Linked DNA regions of Homo sapiens: region 1 is linked to region 2. Evidence: read pairs that join two places in POLR2A ChIA-PET (ENCODE). Cell type or tissue: PC-9. All regions are shown on one strand. Region 1 holds the start of MKNK2 (MAPK interacting serine/threonine kinase 2). Region 2 overlaps GNG7 (G protein subunit gamma 7).

What was found. Peaks named below come from ENCODE experiments on the same cell type or tissue, not always from the same donor. Only the 100,000 strongest peaks of a DNase experiment are listed, where the experiment ranks them.
Region 1: POLR2A ChIA-PET joins it to region 2 with 14 read pairs; 3 of 35 experiments call an interaction of 5 or more read pairs at or near these places.

The regions. Positions count from the first base shown.
Region 1 is chr19:2,048,376-2,052,375 of GRCh38, forward strand. It overlaps MKNK2 (MAPK interacting serine/threonine kinase 2), which reads right to left and starts at 2,869. Exons shown (of 14, transcript NM_199054.3): 1 at 2,721-2,869; 2 at 2,426-2,572. The coding sequence starts at 2,476. RefSeq lists enhancers at 1-463, 1,121-1,777, 1,954-2,013 and silencers at 1,584-1,773, 2,504-3,043. In PC-9, a CTCF peak has its summit at 2,972 (motif pointing right); DNase peaks (open chromatin) are centred at 1,666 and 2,986; H3K4me3 peaks cover 2,520 bases; H3K27ac peaks cover 1,412 bases.
Region 2 is chr19:2,531,211-2,535,210 of GRCh38, forward strand. The region is part of intron 3 of GNG7 (G protein subunit gamma 7); the gene reads right to left. Among named protein-coding and RNA genes, the nearest start is that of GADD45B, 57 kb to the left of the region's middle. In PC-9, no CTCF peak of the experiment used is centred here; DNase peaks (open chromatin) are centred at 1,681 and 2,691; H3K4me3 peaks cover 398 bases; H3K27ac peaks cover 3,404 bases.

The sequences.
Region 1 (4,000 bases), 480 kb before region 2:
CAGCGCAGGGACTGCCGGCCCTTTACGAGGGGCCGGGCCTTTGAAGCTGGGGAACCGAGGCCCGGTCAGGTTCCTTGTACCACTGAGCTCTCACTCAGCTTCACCCGTCTGGGTGAACCCAGGCGGGAGGGGCCCACAGAGGTGGCGGGGGTCCCAGTCCCAGTGAGGATGCTGGCTGCTCTGGGCCAAGTCACTGCCCCTCTCTGGGCCCCAGACAACCTGAGTGGGGCTCTAACAAGAGGGTCGTTCAGCAGAAGTGAGACTCCAGTGGAGCCCGTGGGAGACCCAAGGCCAGGAGATGGGTGGAGGCCAGAGGGCAGAGTCTGGGAGGGGCCGTGAGCCAAGCTGCCCTCCTGCCTCCCCACCCACCCTGGCTCGGGCAGATAGCTACCAGGAGGCTGCTGGGGGAGGAGGGAAGGAAGGGGGGGGCTCCAACTAGCCCCCATGGGAGTCAGCATTCCCATAAGGCTCCTGTCCAGAGGCCCCTGGTGGCCCTGGGGCAGCCACCACAAGGCAGGTGACCAGGGTCTAAGGCCAGACTGGAGTTCACCTGCTGTCTGACCTTGGCCTAGTGACCTCACCCTGGGGTCTGTCAGCGGTGAGACGGGAGGCAGCTGCCCCCAACTCGTGGGAGCTCACGAGAGTGAAATGACCTAAGGGGCCACAGAGCCCAGCGTGAGCTCCTGGCCCTGTCTGGCCACCGTTCCCCTGTGCCAGCCACAGCCTCCAACTCAGCAAAGCTACAGATGGACGGCCGCAGCCACCACAGCGGAGGGGCCAGGCACCACGAGACTCCGCGGCCTCCTCGCCCGTGTACAGGGGAGCCCCAGGCACACGCGCCTGCAGTCTCAGAGCCTCACTTTCCCATCTGCGAACGGAAAGAAACCCAAGGCACCCACAGACGTGCCTCCCTGCTGGGCTGCTGCCTGCTGGAGGCAAGGAGAGTATTTCAGGAGAGGTGGCCCCAATCCAGGGAGCAGCCGTGCATGGTGGGGGCTGTGGGGGGAGATTCCTAGAGCAACCGGTCCCGGCCACCTGGAGGAACACCTCACAGCCAGGACTGCCTGCCAGGCCCTCCTCCACCAAGACGCCCACCTTCCCAGCTCCCAGCCAGGCTGCCCTGGCCATGCACAGAGGCCGGCCCACAATCCTGGGCAGTGTGGGCGGTCCTGGTCCCACTGTTCTAGGTCTGGCTGTGGGACTCGAGTCAGCAGGCCTTGGCAGGAGGTGGCTGGAACCATCTAGAAAGTTCAAGTGTGCTTTAGCTGCCTGGCTGGCCCCATGCACTGACTCTGTATCAGCTCATGCCTGGCCCTAGGAGGGAGAAGACCACTGTCAGGTCCTCCTCTTTCCCGCCCAGCCCCTGACACTCTGATGGTGCCAGGCCTGCTGCCCTAGGGGAAAACTGGGCAGGGGTGGCAGGGGTGGAGTGCTGCCCTGGGGCACTGGCTGGACAGACCTGGGAATTCTTCCCAGTCTCTCTTTGCTCCTCCCACCCTGGAGCACCGCGTTGTGTGTACACACAAGACAGAGACACACACACACACAAACACACACACATACACTCACACTCTCTCTTCCTCTCTCCAGTCCTGCCTTCCCTACCGGGCAACAGGTCCCTGCCCAAGGAAGCCCAGTGAAGCGATTACATAACCCCGGCCTGAGGGGTGGGGCGGGCCGGCTGACATCACTGCGTCCCCTGGGCCAGGTCCTGCGGGGCCCCTGCCCAGCACCTGCCCTCCCCTTCCCCCCCAAGATTTGCTCATCTGAAACCAGCACTCAACAGCAGTCACCACCCGGGCTGCGCAGAAACTTCCCGCTCCGACAGGAAACAGCACTTGGGCCTGGGGTGTCTGCGAAGTGCAGGGCTGAGGGGACATCCCATCCCCTCCCCCACGGCACAGGCCCCCTGGGGGTGGGTGCACCTGACCAGCCCGGCCTGGGGATTCTGAAAGAAAGTCCCCAGAAGCCACATGGAGGTGGGAATGGGACTGTGGCCCGCTGACCCGTCCCCACCAGGGCACAACCAGCTGGAGCTTGCAGGGGACACCCCCCATAAGCCACATGCAGCGACTGGGACAGGACTGCAGCCTGCTGACCCCCCAGAACATACCCGGCGGGGGCTTGCAGGGGACACACAGCCTGGTGCCCTGACCCGGAGGGGGCTCCTGCTCCCAGCCTCACTTGGGGGTCCTGGAGGAAGGACCCGGCGGCCATGGCTGGAGAGAGGACTGTGGCCTGCTGAACCCCCATCCTCGCACACCGACCCCGCTTCAGCGCACGGCCGGCCCGGGCAGCCCCGGGTGTAGGGCGGGGGCCAGGCACGAGCCCCGGGAGCCGATCTTAGGGGCGGGCCCCGCGCCCCCCACGCCGGCCATTCCGGTGGTCCAGCCCGGAGCGCCCCCAAACCGACCCCGGGCCTCACCTTGAACGAACGGTGGAAACCCTGAAGTTCGGCTGGTTTCTTCTGCACCATCTTCTGTCCGGGCCCCGCCAGCGGGGGAGGGGACCGAGGGCCCGGGGGGAGGCCCGAGGGCGGGCGGCCGGGCGGGGGGCGGCCGAGGAGGGGACCCTGCGGGCGGGAGCAGACAAAGGGAGGGCGGTGAGCGGAGCCCGGCCTGCCAGGAGCGCGGACCGGGCGGGGGCGGCGAGGGCTCCGCGGGGCCCGTTTCCCGCTACCGGGTCGGTGTCCTCGGGGCCGCCCTGGGGTTCGCACTCACCGGGGTCGGGCTTGGGCCGGGGCCGCAGTGCCGCCGCCGCCCCACGTCGCGCAGCCCGGACCCCGCTCCGCGGACCGCGCGGGGAACAGCGCCGCCGCCGCCGCCAGCGCGGACCCCTCTACCTGGGCCACCGCCGCTGAGAGGAGCCGGGCGCGTCGCCGCCGCCGCCACCTTTATAGGCCCGGACCTGCTCTGGCCCCGCCCCCGACGCAGGCTCCGCCCGGCCTCACCCCCTGCGCACGACGTGGGCGGAGCCAGAAGAGGGCGCTCTCCGGGAACCCAGTGCGGCTGCGCGCTCCGGCGGTGGGGCGTGTCCGAAACGGCTAGCGCACGCCTGCGCAGTGCGGCGCACGGGGGTCTCGGTGCGGAACCTAGGCAGCGACCCTGCGGCGCGCCCGGAGCTGGCCTGTTTTTGCCGCCTGAGGCTCGCGGGGCCCGTGGGACCTGCGAGGCCCTGGGCCGTGTCCTACCGCCTGGCCCCACACAGGGCAACTCCCTTGGCCTGTCAACCCAGGCCTAGTATACCCCGACTCCCTTGGTTCATGCCCTCGCTCTAGAACCTGCCATGGCTCCCTCTTGCAGTTCTCCAGTGCTGGCTCCAGCAGTCCCCCTCGTGCACCACCAGCACGCTTGGAGTCCCAGCCACTCCCTTCTAGTGCTGGGGGACCAGCCACCGCCACCTACTTTCTTCTTCCCCTGGGCCACCCTGCCTGGGGAGCACTGAGCTCCCCGAGTTTGCTTTGTGGTTGGCAGGAACCAGAGTAGAGGGTGGGGACCGAGGTCTGTGAAGGACCCTTCCTCTGTCCTCGAATAGCATTTCAGGGAGAACTGGGACCTGAGACCCACTGGGAAAGAGCCCAAGGGGTGGATGGTCGCCAGGACAGGAAGTAAAACACAGTCCCATTTTGGCTGGGGCCCCAAACCAGGCTTAGATAGAATCAGCCTGTCCTGAGCTGCCAGTCCCCCATCCCACAGCATCCTGGTTCAAAGTGCTCCCCAGGCCCCGGGCCTGGGGCACACAAGGAGTGGGGGTTCCCCTGCTGGGTGGACTGTGGTCTCCTCTTCTGCAGGGGTTTCCAGAAGCTTCGCACAGCCCATCCCACCATCCCCCAACCAGGCCCTGAGCTCAAGAGGGGCTGGAGCCCCACTGACCTGAAGCTGGAGGGCCCCTGCCTGCAAGGCCACAGCTCTCAGGCCACAGGGGCTGGGAGGCCTGGCCTCAGCCACCCCCGGGGCATTGGGGGGAAGCCTGTGGGGAATTCCCAGCCAGAACCCAGCCC
Region 2 (4,000 bases):
AGAGAATCCCTTGAATCCGGGAGACGGTGGTTGCAGTGAACCGAGATCGTGCCACTGTATTCCAGCTTTGGCAGCTGAGTGAGATTCCGTCTCAAAAAAAAAAAAAAAAAAAAAAAAAGGAGTAAAGATCAAGAGGAAGCAGACAGGTCCTTCTAGCAACTACAGCAGAGTTTTGAATAATCTCAATCCCTAATATTGGATTAAGGTGATGCGAGATTGCTGGTGGCCCCAAATGCCTGGAAGAAGTAAACATAAATCCCCTCTGGAGGAAAATAATACGATCCCAGGCCTCAGATTATTTCTACATGCAAATCCGCAATACAGGCCGGGCGCGGTGGCTCACGAGGTCAGGAGATCAAGACCATCCTGGCTAACATGGTGAAACCCCGTCTCTACTAAAAATACAAAAAATTAGCCAGGCTTGGTGGCAGGCACCTGTAGTCCCAGCTACTCCGGAGGCTGAGGCAGGAGAGTGGCATGAACCCGGGAGGTGGAGCTTGCAGTGAACCGAGATCGTGCCACTGCACTCCAGCCTGGGTAACAGAGCGAGACTCCGTCCCAAAAAAAAAAAAAAATGCACAATACAATATCTGGCATGCAAGTAAGACATACGAGGAGCCAGGACCACATAAACAAAAATCAGCAGAAATAACCAGCACTGCCAGGTGCGGTGGCTCACGCCTGTAATCCCAGCACTTTGGGAGGCCTAGGCAGGCGGATCATGAGGTCAGGAGATCAAGACCATCCTGGCTGACACGGTGAAACCCCGTCTCTACTAAAAACACAAAAAATTAGCCGGGCGCCATGGCAGGCGCCTCTAGTCCCAGCTACTTGGGAGGCTGAAGCAGGAGAATGGCATGAACCCGGGAGGCGGAGCTTGCAGTGAGCTGAGATCACGCCACTGCACTGCAGCCTGGGCAAAAGAACGAGACTCCGTCTCAAAAAAAAAAACAAAAAAAAAAACAAAAACCAGCACTACAAAGAGACCCACAGGGTTTCCATATACTGGGAATTGACAGAGACTTTAAATTAATTGTGTTAATTACGTTCAAAGAGATAAAAAGATGAGATTGGAATTTTCGCTGCAAATTGGAACAATGGGGAAAAAAAGGAACCAGTGGATATGGAGAAAATGACAATATCTGAAAAGTAAGAATTCAATGGAAGAAATAAAAATTAGTGAACTGGAAGACAGAACAGAGAAAAATATCCAGAATGAAGCAAGACGACACAAAGGGAAAGAAACTACAGAAGAAAGAGCAAAAGACATAGAAGATGCAGTGACGTCTAATATACGTGTTATTGGAACACCAGAAGGAGGAGAGAGAGAATGAAGCAGGAACAATCTTTGAAGAGATAATGACCAATAACTTTCTAAAACTGATAAAAAGACCTCAAGCCACAGATTTCAGAATCCCTAGAACCTCAGGCAAAAGAAATGTCCTAAAAAGTGGCAGAGAAATGGCCAATAAGCACATGAAATGGTGTCTAATGATTAGTCATGAAGGAAATATGAATTAAAGTCATCAAGAGAGACTGCCTCTCAACCACTAGAGTGGCAAAAATTTAAAAGACTGACAACACTAAATATTTGGGAGGATGTAGAAGAACTGGAGGCATCATCCATTACTGACAGGAATGTGAAATAGTACAACCACCATGGAAAATGGCTTAGCAGTTTCTTATAAGGCTGAACACATACCTCACCTATGACCCAGCAATTCCACTCCTAGGGATTTATTCAAGATAAATAAAAACATGTCTCCATAAAAGGACTTGTACGAGATGTTCATAAGCTTTTACTCATAACAGCAAAACCTGGAAACAACCCAAATGCCTGTCAACGAGAGAATAAACAAGCCATGGCATTTCACACAATGAAATACGGCTGCACACAAAAAAAGAATAAACTATTGAGAGATCAAGCAACGTGTATGATTCTCAAAAATATAAATGTATTCTAAAAAAATAAAAGATAATACATTATTCAATATTAAATATTAGTATTTAATTAATATTAATATATTAAATATTAATATTAAATATTTAAAAAATAAATGCCTCTCAAAAATAAAAAAAGTAAAGCAACAGAAGCTGGATATTAGAGGTGCATATTATATAATTCCATTTATATAAAGTTCAAGAATAGGCAAAACTATGGTGATAGAAATGAAAACAGAGGTTGCTGCCTCTGGCCAGGGTGTTGGCTAGAAAGGGCCATGAAATAACTTCTAGGGTGATGGCGATGTTCTCTATGTTGGTTGAGCTGTTGGTGTACACAGGTGTACACATTTGCTAAAATCCATCAAACTGTATCTTTAAGATCTGTTCATCTTACTGCATTTGAATTGGACTTTGATAAAATCAGTTAATTACAAACAAAAATCAACAAACAAAAGTTGCCAGAGGAAAAAACAGCAGCAATTAGGTGGACCCAGTGAAAATATCCTTCAAGAATTAGGGGGAAATAAGGGCATTTTCAGATAAACAAAACCAGACTTTCTCACCAACAGACTTGCCTTTTAAAAGGTAAAACTAGAGAAAGATAATTCCAGATGAAAGGTAGAAAATGCAGGAAGAAGTGAAAAACAACAAAAATGTTGTAGAGAGGAAAGAGCTTGATAAGATAATTCTAAAATTCCAGTGGAAAGATCAACAGGAAGTGAAAAACTCTGCAAAAGCCTTAGAACAAACACACATGAATCATATCAGCCTTCAGCTCAGTCCTCACCTCCAACCAACCCACAACAGAAGATGTTCTATGCTTCTGCCTTCACATTTTTATTATACGATTTTTATTATATAATTTTGGTCACGGGATTCCAGTGATAGGAGTTATAAATATTATTTCAGGAGTTTACTAGTGACATTAATTGAATTTTGCAATTCTACACACACACAAAATGAAGTCAGCATCTGAAAAAATATATATACATCCTCATCCGCTGTGACTGGTCCAATGTCAGTGTGATAAGACTCAATGCCAGCTGTCCCCAGAGACTTTTCTTCAGTCCAGCCAGCCCCTCCTTGGATGTCCACTTCAGCAGTGCTCTGCAGCCTCAGGCAGATCCCCGTGTACTCCACCAGTGGCCTCCGCTCCACTCCCCACTCCCTCCATCTCCTAACAGCTAGAGTGCGCTTCTGAAAATGCAGTTGAATCTGTTCCTCCCCTACTCAGAAACCACCAGCAGCTTCCAATTCCTTACAAAATCAAGTGCAAAAATCAAGGCTTATTGTTCAATTCCCACTGCTAGGAATTCTTCCCCCAGCTCCAATCCCATCAAAGAACTGCCTTCTCTGATGCATGGCTCCAGGATCATCTCCTTTCTCACCCTGTGGCCTCATGAGCTCAGCATTTTCCAGATTCGGAAATCCTGGAGGGGGCCATGAGGGAGATGGCTGTCCCTGGGAAACTAAGACCCAGAGAAGGTAGATGGCTTGCCCAGAAGATATTTATTATAAGAAATTGGCTCACATAATTATGGAGGCTGAGAAGCCATAAGATGTACAATTGGCAAGCTAGAGAGACACGAGAACTGATAGTTTCTGTCTGAAAGCCAGCAGGCTTGAGACCCAAGAGCAGATGTTTCCACTGGAGTCCAAAGGCTGGAAAAACCTATCTGTCAGCTTGAAGGCTGCCAGGCAGGAGGAATTATCTCTTACTTAGCATTTTTGTTCTATTGAGGGCTTTAACTGATTAGATGAGGCCCCCACATTGGGGAGGGGGAGGAATATGCTTTACACAGCCTATGGTTCATTTCATCCAGAAACATTCTCACAGACACACAGAATAACATTTAAACAGATATCTGTGCACCCCATGGACCAGTCAAGTTAACACATAAAATTAACAGTTACAACAATCTTGGAGCCAGTCATTCAGCCCACCACATCATTCTCTCATGGCCCTCTGTTTCTTTTCTTGTAGTATTTATAATTTGATATTTGAGTTGTATGCCTACTGGACTGTCAGCCTCATGAGGCCAAAGATCTGGGGGCT